2 separate regions of the Homo sapiens genome follow, and region 1 is linked to region 2. The links are chromatin loops, found by intact Hi-C in ENCODE. Cell type or tissue: GM12878. All regions are shown on one strand. Links, peaks and the distances in the headings refer to the core of each region. The heading gives the core; the rest is flanking DNA. Region 1 overlaps LOC105371456 (a long non-coding RNA gene). Region 2 overlaps LOC101928202 (SLAM family member 5).

The links. A loop is a pair of places that touch in the nucleus more often than their neighbours do. Peaks named below come from ENCODE experiments on the same cell type or tissue, not always from the same donor. Only the 100,000 strongest peaks of a DNase experiment are listed, where the experiment ranks them.
Region 1: it touches region 2 in a loop (2.2-fold over the local background); 2 of 110 quality-filtered maps call a loop at or near these places.

Annotation. Positions count from the first base shown.
Region 1 is chr1:157,247,129-157,252,489 of GRCh38, reverse strand. LOC105371456 (a long non-coding RNA gene) reads left to right here. Exons shown (of 4, transcript XR_922183.3): 2 at 1-84. Among named protein-coding and RNA genes, the nearest start is that of LINC02772, 25 kb to the left of the region's middle. In GM12878, for the core only: no CTCF peak of the experiment used is centred there; a DNase peak (open chromatin) is centred at 2,919.
Region 2 is chr1:157,304,651-157,310,017 of GRCh38, reverse strand. All of the region lies in intron 2 of LOC101928202 (SLAM family member 5), which reads left to right. Among named protein-coding and RNA genes, the nearest start is that of LINC02772, 32 kb to the right of the region's middle. RefSeq lists an enhancer at 1-245. In GM12878, for the core only: no CTCF peak of the experiment used is centred there; a DNase peak (open chromatin) is centred at 2,247.

The DNA.
Region 1 (5,361 bases), core at 362-5,361, 58 kb after region 2:
TATGTGGTCAGAAACTTCAGACACCAGAAAACTGTCACCTTAGATGTTGGAAGAGTCTGTTGAGCTTAACAAATTGCCAGCAAGGTGAGTGTGCCCAACTCTGGAGACACTTCTTTCCCAGGAGATTGGGAATGCAGTGTTTTGGTGCTCACCATCTCCAGGAAACATTCAACCTTCTCAGCATGTATTAGTTCATTCTCACATTGCTATGAAGAAATACCCTAGTCTGGGTAATTTTTAAAGAAAAAAGGTTTAATTGACTCACAGTTCCACATGTCTGGAAAGCCTCAGGAAACTTACAATCATGGTAGAAGACTAAGGGAAAGAAAGACACCTTCTTCACAGGGTGGCTTGAAGGAGAAGTGCCAAGCAAAGGGGGGACATCCCCTTATAAACCATCAGATTCCATGAGAACTCACTATCATGAGAACAGCATGGGGGTAACTGCCCCTATGATTAAATTACCTCGAACCAGGTCCCTCCCATGACACATGGGGTTTATGAGAACTACAATTCAAGATGAGATTTGGGAGGGGACACAGCCAAACCATATCACAGCCCCTAGGACCATACAAGGTTGGGAGATTCAGAGAAACCACAGTTGGCACACGTGTCAGGAAACTATGTGGAAGGAGAGAAATCAGGGTTTTCAAACAAGAAAAGAACGGTGATACCAGGCACTTATGTCTGCTCTGCTCTGAACAGCACTTGAAGAGCCATTCAGTGAATCAGGAGTCTTATTTGTAAGGAGTAACCTCCAGTTGGAAACTAGTATCAGAAGAAGATAGAGGGAGGAAGGTTTTGACTCATATTAAAGACAGTTTTCTGTAGTCTGAGTCATCCAAAAAATAAAAAATAAATAAATAAAAGCTTTGGGAAACAGTGAGGTTCCTGTCACTGGTGTAGTGTACACAGAGGCACAACCACTTGGTAGGGGTCCTAGAAGTGCAGGAGGAAGTTGGACTCCTAGTGAATTTTCTTCCAATGAAACAGAACAAATAGTACCCACACACACACACACACACACACACACACACACACACATATTCTATGTATTAGCTCATGTGATTATGGATGCTTGGTGAGTTCAAAATATGTTGTGGGAGGCCACGAGGCTGGAGAGTCAAGAAATACTGGAAGTTTGAGTCTAAAGGCAGAGTGTGCTAGAAAGCCAGGAAGAGGTGATGTTGCAGATGAAGTCAGAAGGCAAACTCCTAGAGAAGTTTTCTTGCTCAGGGTTGTCAGCCTTTTGTTCTATCAAGGGCTTCATTTGACTGAATGAAACCTCCCAGTATTACGGAGGGCAATCTGTTCTATTCAAAGTCCACTGATTTAAATGCTAACCTCATCCCCAGACATCCACACAGAAACATCTAGAATAATGTTTGACCATAAATCTGGGCACAATGACCCAGAAAATTTGATGGGACTTTATTTCATTTTTTTGGGGATATCTCAGGTTTTCCAAGACACAAAGAAACCTATCTTCTTCTGACAAGCTTTAAAACATATTTGTTAGAACAGAAACTACCAATTCTTTAAAGGTTTGAAGCAATGCACCAGTAATAGGATACTTACATAAGTTTTACACTTTCTATGTTGTTTTTGTGAGGTAAATCAATTTTAGTGATATATATTTTCCTAGAAATTTGTCATTTCATGATTATTCTTAACTTGAACAGACATTATATATTACATTTTTCTAGAGTTTTGTTGTTTTCGTTTTGCTGTCTTAAATATGAAAGGATCTTGCTGAAAGGCTAAGTGATAAATTAGGTGAAGATTCCAACATTGTGAGCTACAGAATCCCATTCACCAGTCCAGTTTTTCTCACTGAGTCAGTTTACGAGTGCAGTTTGGCGGTTCAGTTGGTGGGATGCAGCGTGTTGATGGATGTCCCCTCCCTCTACAACCTCTGCTAGAACTTGGAAATAGGGGAGATAAAGTGTGTAGGTTTTTTTGTTTCTGGAAAGTAAATATAAAGCCACCTACTTGATCACAGAATAGGTATGGAGATTCCAGCTCACACAACAGGGCACAACTCAGTCTCACAGATAAACATGACCAAATAAACAATATATTGATCTCAGGGTCAGGGTAGGAGATCAGTAAGAAATGGAGCATAAAGAAAGGTGAATGGTAGAGATAGCTGAAGGAGAATTCCAGGCCCCAGGCAGGTAAATCCTACTACGGAATGGAGAGCTCAGACTCTAGAAAGCTAATGGAGTCAACACCAGCTGCATCTGCTCACCTGCCCTGACTCACAACTCCCCAAGTAGCCCGTCGATGTCTTGGTTTCCCATATGGCCTGCCTTTGGGAACAGGACATTCTGGTCAGGCTAATGAGAATTTCTTTCTACCCAGTTGACAAGTATACTTCTTACTGTAAATTAATAAATAAGCAATGTGGTTTTGTCAACCAGTGTCTTATGACATTTGTTAGCAAGATTTTGTTTCTACAAGTTACGTCAATTCTAGAGAATAGATGAGATACAGCTTCTGGGGATCAGGCTCACAGTCTGAGGCTCAGACTTTCAGTTATGGTGAATACATCACAGAAATGCCAATCTGTGGGCTCTCATCATTCATTCTGTCCTTCATTCATAGAACATTTACTGTTCTATACACAGAGGACACACTAAGGACCACCTTGGAAGACAAACTTCTCCTTGCCAAGAATGTGACCATTTGAATTTCACAAATACTCCAATAGGCCAGTGTTTTCACTTCTCAATCTTGATTATGTGTCAGAATTACCTTTTGACATTTAAAAAAATTACAGATGATACCTAGTTTGGGGACAGGGCCCAGGCATTCGTTTTTAAGAGCTCCACAGGTGGTCTGATGTACAGCCAGGCTTATGAGCCATTCATGGGGATTTCCCATTTGGATCAGCTAGACCACATTTTCCACTTTGCTGGTATTGTTTAGACAGGTCCAGAGATGTTTTGGAGTGATTTCAGTAAAGACTGTGAATGGGTCATTTCAACACAATAGGAAGTGAAAGTTAGAATAAACACTTTCACTGGTTTCCAAGATGATCATCTTCCTGTTGTCGTGCATGTGACTTAATCTTTCTGAAGCACAACTATGATCCTGTCACTGCCTTTCCCAAAAATTTTAATAGATGATCTTTTTTCTAAGTGTTACAGACAATCTAATGATACAGAGAAAGAGACAGATCCCAGAAAATAGCCACTGTGGACTGTTTCACAACTTTTAGACTTGCTTTATGCCCAAGAAAACAGATGTGACTATATATTTATAATACCAGGATAATACTATACATGATGCTCCATAGCACACAATATTTCACAGACACATTCCCATTTACATAATTACATATTAAAATGTGAATTACATATTAGAATGTAATTTATCCTTTTTATTACCTAAACAGTACACTATCATGTGGAAAGACTATAATTGATTTAACCAGTATAATGTAGTGGTGAGGAGCCAGGATTTTAGTCTGAATCCCAGCTCTATCACTGAATTGAGTCTTGGATGAGTTCATTGACTCATCACTATTCCAGTTTCCTGAGAATAACAATGGTATCTACATACTAGGATGTATAGCTTACTCTTTGAGTCCTCATTGGCCCATTTGTTTTTGGGGTTTTTTGTTTATATGTTTGTTTGTTTGTTTTCCATAAGTTATTGGGATACAAGTGGTATTTGGTTACATGAGTAAGTTCTTTAGCGGTGATTTGTGAGATTTTGGTGCACCCATCACCCAAGCAGTCTACACTGAACCATATTTGTAGTCTTTTATCCCTCACCCTCCTTCCAATCTTCCCTCCAAGTCCCCAAAGTCCATTGTATCATTATTATGCCTTTCTGTCCTCATAGCTTAGCTCCCACATATCAGTGAGAACATACGATGTTTGGTTTTCCATTCCTGAGTTACTTCACTTAGAATAATAGTCTCCAATCTCATCCAGGTCACTGCAAATGCTGTTAATTCATTCCTTTTTATGGCTGTGTACTATTCCATCATATATATATACCACAGTTTCTTTGTCCACTCATTAGTTGATGGGCATTTGGGTTGGTTCCATGATTTTGCAATTGTGAATTGTGCTGCTATAAACATGAGTGTGCAAGTATCTTTTTCAAATAATGACTTCTTTTCCTCTGGGTAGATACCCAGTAGTGGGATTGCCGGATCAAATGGTAATTCTACTTTTAGATCTTTAAGGCATCTCCACACTGTTTTCCATAGTGGCTCTACTAGTTTACATTACCATCAGCAGTGTAGAAGTATTCCCTGTTCACCATATCCATGTCAACATCTACTGTTTTTTTTTTTTTTTCGATTATTGCCATTCTTGCAGGAGTAAGGTGGTATTGCACTGTGGTTTTGATTTGCATTTCCCTGATCATTAGTGATGTTAAGCATTTTTTCATATGTTTGTTGGCCATTTATATGTCTTCTTTTGAGAATTGCTCATTCATTTCCTTAGACCACTTTTTGATGGTTTTTGTTTGGTTTTTTTCTTACTGATTTTTTTGAGTTCGTTGTAGATTCTGGATAGTAGTCCTTTGTCAGATGTATAGATTGTGAAGATTTTTCTTCCACTGTCTGGGTTGTCTATTTATTCTGCTGACTGTTCCTTTTGCCATGCAAAAGCTCTTTAGTTTAATTAGGTCCCAGCTATTTATCTTCGTTTTTATTGCATTTGCTTTTGGGTTCTTGATCATAAAATCCTTGCCTAAGCCAATGTCTAGAAGGGTTTTTTCAATGTTATCTTCTAGAATTTTTATAGTTTCAGGTCTTAGGTGAACAATCCAGACTAAGTACACCCTGATTCACATTTCTGTAATAAGTGCTGTGAATGAACATTCAAGGAGGAGGGAGAAGGGCACCAGGAGGAGGTTGCAGTTTTAAATAGGATGGTCAGGGTAGACTCCGCTAAGATAACATTTGTACAAAAACCTGCAGAAAGTCAGGAAATGAGACAAGCAAATACCTGGAGAAAGGGAATTCCAGATAGAAGCAAAGGCCCTCAGGCAGAAACATGCCTTGTCTGCTGAAAGAATAGCAGGGTGGAATAAAGGCAGAGAAGGTGGGAGATCTGGTTAGATGGTGCAGGGCCTTGCAGGTAAAATGGAAGCCATGGAAGGAATCATGTAGGTTATAGCCATGAGCTAAGGAGAGGGTAATACAATATAACCTACATGTAGGTTATAGCCGTGGGCTAAGGAGTAAGTAATATGATATAACCTACAGTTTTCTAAGAATTACTCTAGATGCTATTTTGAGAATAAACTTAAGAGGCTAAAAATAGAAGCAAGAAGACTGTGAGGCTACTGCAATACTGCAAGAGAGTGATGATGACTATATGACCCAGCAATTCT
Region 2 (5,367 bases), core at 1-5,000:
CATATTATGGAGGTTACAAAAACAAATGTTCTAGTTATCTGGAAGGACTGTTCAACTTCCATGAATTAAGATGCATAGATTCCCATCAGCAAGACTCAGGAAACTGAATACAATACAATCTCGCTTCATAAAAGGAAACACAGTCACCAAAATTTAAGCATCTAAATGTTTCTAAGACTATGCTAAAAATGTGGAAGGAATCAGTAGATTGCCAACATGGGCTACGAGAGGACATAAAATTGAGGAAGAAAACACAGAGAGAGGGAGAAAGTAGAGAATACAGAAAGTTAAGCAAAAAGTGAACTGCAAAAAAGACTGTCCTAATCTAGGCTGTATATCACAATCATTATTTTATGAACGATTATATGGTTGTAAGTGTAATAAAATTAAATTTTAAAATGAGAAAATAATAAGATTTAGTGCATTTTGATGAAAGCTGTTCTTGTTATAATTTTTTGCTTTTATATCCCAGCCACTAATCGGACTTACAGGGAATTATATGAAATCTAATGGATTACAGAGCACTTGTAACACAGGAGGTCTTGAAGGAACAATGAGCTTTGCAATAGAAAGGGGTTAGATCTCCTTTCTATCAACAGCAAAACGCAGGCTTTCTCTGCTTATACGATGCTCTTTACCTGGAAATATGTCTAACTGGGTAGAGTTTTCTCCACTAGGCACTAGATTTGGAGGATTACTAAAGAAAGAAAGAGAGAGAGAGAGAGAAAGAAAGAAAGAAAGAAAGAAAGAAAGAAAGGAAGGAAGGAAGGAAGGAAGGAAGGAAGGAAGGAAGAAAGGAAGGTGGGAGGGAGGGAAGGAAGGAAGGAGGAAGGAGAAAGGAGAAAGAGAAAGAAAGAAAGAAAGAGAGAGAGAAAAAAAATAAAGAGAAAAAGAAAGAAAGAAAGAGAAGGAAGGAAGGAAGAAAGGAAGAGAGAAAGAAAGAAAGAGAGGGAGGGAGGGAAGGAAGGAAGAGGGAAGGAAAGAAAGAAAGAAAGAAAGAAAGAAAGAAAGAAAGAAAGAAAGAAAGAAAGAAAGAAAGGAGAGAGAGAAAGAAAGAAAAGGGAGAGAGGGAAGAGGGAGGGAGGGAAGGGGAAGGAAGGAAGCAAGGAAGGAAGAAGAGTTAGAGAGAAGAAAGAAGAAAGAAAGAGAGAGAGAAAGAAAAAGAAAGAAAGGAAAAGAAAAAAGAAAAAAGAAGGAAGGAAGGACTTAGAATTTCTCATTTTGGGGGAAGGAGATCTGTGTTCACAAAAAGAAAGTGATTATCTCAGGGAACCACTGTGAAGGAATGAAATTGAAATTGGTTGTCCAATTAGGCCTGACCTCTGTGGTATGAATGAGACAAGCCCCCAGGCAGTGGAGTTTGGTCAGAGGCTGTCCGTGGAAGGAACATTACCATGAAATTGCTCTGGATCCTCTGAGGAATCCTGAAGCTCCACAGTTGGATGCATTTTTTTTCTGTGGTTTCTGCATTGTCCCTGTTCCAGTTCACCCTTGACCCAGGGAGAGAGATGGATGGTGAAGTAGTGATGGTGAAGGTGGAAATGAGGAATTTGCCCCTCATCATTCTTAAACTCTTACACCCTTTCTGGACATGTGTTTGGATAGGAAAGTGTGGAAGGGAAGGAGGGAGACTGAGGGTGGCTCAGCTCACATATAATTTCCTAGAGACACAGTAAGCTACACATGAGGGTGGTCCTAGACTTCTGGCTACTCCCTGACCATAATAATAACAGCACTTACTGAATGCCCACCCCGTGTCTGCCAGCAGGGAGCTGGAGGAGAAAGCATCTCTGCATTAGGGGCTCCAGACAGAGACATGAGACAATGGAGATGGTACCAAGAAGTGCAGTTTGGACATCAAACATGAATCGTTGGTTTGTGAGTGTGCTGATGGGGGCTATGTCAGACAACTGAGCAACATTTTATGTTGTTTACAGGGCCTTAAATTTTATACAAATTGAATTAATGTTTAGCTCCACCTTGTAAATGACCACCTGCTCCCTGGCTTGTTTTTTCTTCTTCAGGATCAGCATCTCTGCAGATCAAAGAGCTCCTGCTGCCTTCCTTCCCTCTCTGAGTCTTCGTCTTCCTCCTGGCTATGCTCATCATCCACTTTCTGGGGCAGATCCTCCCTGGCAGCCTGAGGGCTGAGCCTCCTCTCTTCCCAGTTCCCTCATCCAGGAAATGGGGTCTTTCCAGGCTGCCTATTTAGCCCTCTGCTAGCCAGAAGTCCCTGCTCTGCTAAGCCACTGAAAGTACCTGCTTCCTTTTTCAGGAAAGGGCAGCTGGGGTGGAGACCTCAGCAGCTGCTCAGGTCCTGGTGGGTTCAGACAACAGTGTAGCTCAGCTCTGGGGAGGGCAGGGGAGGGTGGAAGAGCTCTTGGGCAGCGTCCTGCAGGGGAGGCCCTGGGCTGGGGGAGGAAAGTGGGCTCCAGGTGTGGCTCTGCCCTGTGTGACCCAGGAAAAGTCTACCCCCTAGAGAGCTCCCTCCTCTGTTAAAGCAGGGACTTGGGCAGAATCACCCCTGAGTCCCCTCCCAGCAGTGAGGTTCTGGGATACTGTGGCTTCATCAAGGCCTCTACTTTGTCTCTCCCATCCTCTCTTGTCCTATCCTGTGGCTTTATAGGCACTGAGAGCTGGTGAGCCTGTTTTGGGCTCCTTCAGAGAGAAAACTCTGGGTGTCCCTGTGGCCACTTCCTCAGCTCTTGAGGGAGGAAGGGACTTTTCCTCTCTCAGCCTCCTCTACCTGACCCTCTGCTTCTCCGCCTCTGCTCCTGAGAGGGGTCTCAGGGGCCAATGCCCTTAGACCACCTGCTGAAGGACATTAGTCCATTCTCTCATTGCTATAAAGAACTACCTGATACTGGGTAATTTATAAAGAAAAAAGGTTGAATTGACTTTCAGTTCTGCATGTTGTATAGGAGGTATGGCTGTTACAATCATGCCAGAAGGTGAAGGGGAAGGAGGCACGTCCTACATGGCAGGAGAAGGAGGAGAGAGCAGGGGCAGTGCTACACACTCTTAAAAACCTATATCTTGTCAGAATTCACTCACTATCATGGGAATAGCAATGAGAAATCCATCCCCATGATCCAATCACCTCACACCAGACCCCTCCTCCGACTTTGGAGATTATATTTTTACATGAGATTTGGGTGGGAACACATCTTTACCACTTTCCTTGCTATAAAGATGTTCTCAGCTTTTCAGTAACATGGTAATTGATGATGACAATGTGTGGACATAGAGCAATGAACTTCCTTTTAAACTCAGGGCTCTGGTAACCAAGTAGGCCCTGGCTAGACCTTGACACCCTGCAGCCACTTATGGCATTGAACTCAGATATGTTTAAATCCCTAGAACCCATCCCTGTACCCAGGAGGGGACCCCTGAGAGGGGCGGCTGCTGGGGAGGAAAGGATAGCAGCCTGGAAGCTGGGAACACCTGGTTCTGATTCCAGGTGGGCTTGGGCAACTAATACTCATCATGATAATGGGAGCAGCTAATATTAATAGGACAACTACTGAATACTGTGCTGAAAAATTTTTTCTATTTAAACCCAAAGAAGAGTCCAATGAGGTAAGCATTTTCATTTTTCTTCATATCACATATGAGACTGCTAAAGCCAGAGAGGTTAAATAACTGTTCAAGTTTACACAGCCAGAAAATGAAGGATCAGGACTTAAGTTTCATGGACTCTAAAGTTCAATCTTTTCACCACTTTGTGACACCAGTCATCTGTATCACCTGACTCCAAAATAAGTTTTGGGTGGATCTAAGAGTAAATATAAAATTTAAAGCCATAAATGCATTTAAAACAAGAGAGAATTTAAAACTCTCTCTTTGAATTGGGGGTACCTTTTAATTAAAGGTTTTAATTAAAACCTCTTTGTTTGAATTGGGGGTTACCTTTTGAAGGAAGATACAAAAAGAGTAAGCCATAAAAATGGATACATTTTACTTTATGAAAATAACATTTTGGCATTGCAAACAGTCTGTAAGTAAAGTTGAAAAACAAACTTAAAAATTGTAGTATGTTAGAATAAAGGCGAATGTTCTTAAAATATGTCTAACTCGTATAAACTAATAGAAAAGAAACAAGTATAGATGGACAAAAGACATTAGCAGACAGTTCATAGTTCACAGAAAAGGCAGCAAGAATGACATAGTAATGTAAAATGATGATGATGAATCTTGTTTATAGAAGAAATGCCCATTAAAACGATAATGAGATATTTTCCACTATCAACTTGACAGAGTTCAAAAAGTTTGATCATTAGGTATTGGTGACAGACCTAAATATTTGGTAGGCTTGTAGATAGGAACACTCTTTGGAGACAATAATATCAATCAAAAGTATAAGTACATGTGCCTTTGACTCATTAGATCCACCCTAATGATTTTCACTGTTATATACACATCCATGTGTGTAAAGGCACAAATATAAGGATATTCATTGCAACTTTGTGGTGTTAAGCAACAACTTAAATATCAGAAGCGGAGGAGGATTAGAGCCCCACAAGGAACAGTTTGCAGACAGGAGATGGGACACACCCATGTGTACAGATGCAGAGTGGGCTCCAACAAATGTTGCTTTGAGAAAAGACAAAGAGCAGGACAGTCGCATAGAGTGTGTTGTGTATGTGGAGATGCACATGTGTGTGTTTGAGTGCATAGACTATCTCTGCATAGTAACACAAGACACTGATAATAGTGCCTGCCTCTGGAAGCCAGAACCAGGCAATGGGAGTCAGAGACAGGAGTGACACTTCCTTTTTCAATCTCCTTAATTTCTCCCTCCTTTTAAAGCACCATATGAATATATAATCTGATTAAAATAAAAAAATTAAAAAGCCTCTTAGTGTTACTGAAATGCAACCTCCCCAGCCTTTGCATGGGGATAATAATCTGTAACCTCCCACCTTGAAGGGTTGTCCTGAGAATCATCAGATGTTCAGTATCTGAAGAAACCGATGAGAGGTAGAAACTGGGAATCAAGTTCATGGGGTATGGGCAACCTCTTTCCCCGACAGGGAAACACTGGGAGAAATCCAGCTACAGTACTGTGGCAATTCCATGGCAGGTGGGCCCTAATACTGGTAACAATTATAACAACTCAACTGTACAGTTGAGTGCTTTTTAAAAATGTATCATATTTTTAGTGCTTGTAGGAGCCCATGAGTACTTACAATTATTATCTCTATTGTTCATATGTGGGAACTCAAGACTTAGATTAGCAACTTGGTAAAGATCACTCAGCCAGTAAATATGGTGGATCTGGGATTGAACCCAAATTGTCCCACTCCAGAGCTTGTGCCTCATGTGACTTGCTGGCCAAGGGCCCAGCCCTGACTCTCCAGGAACCCC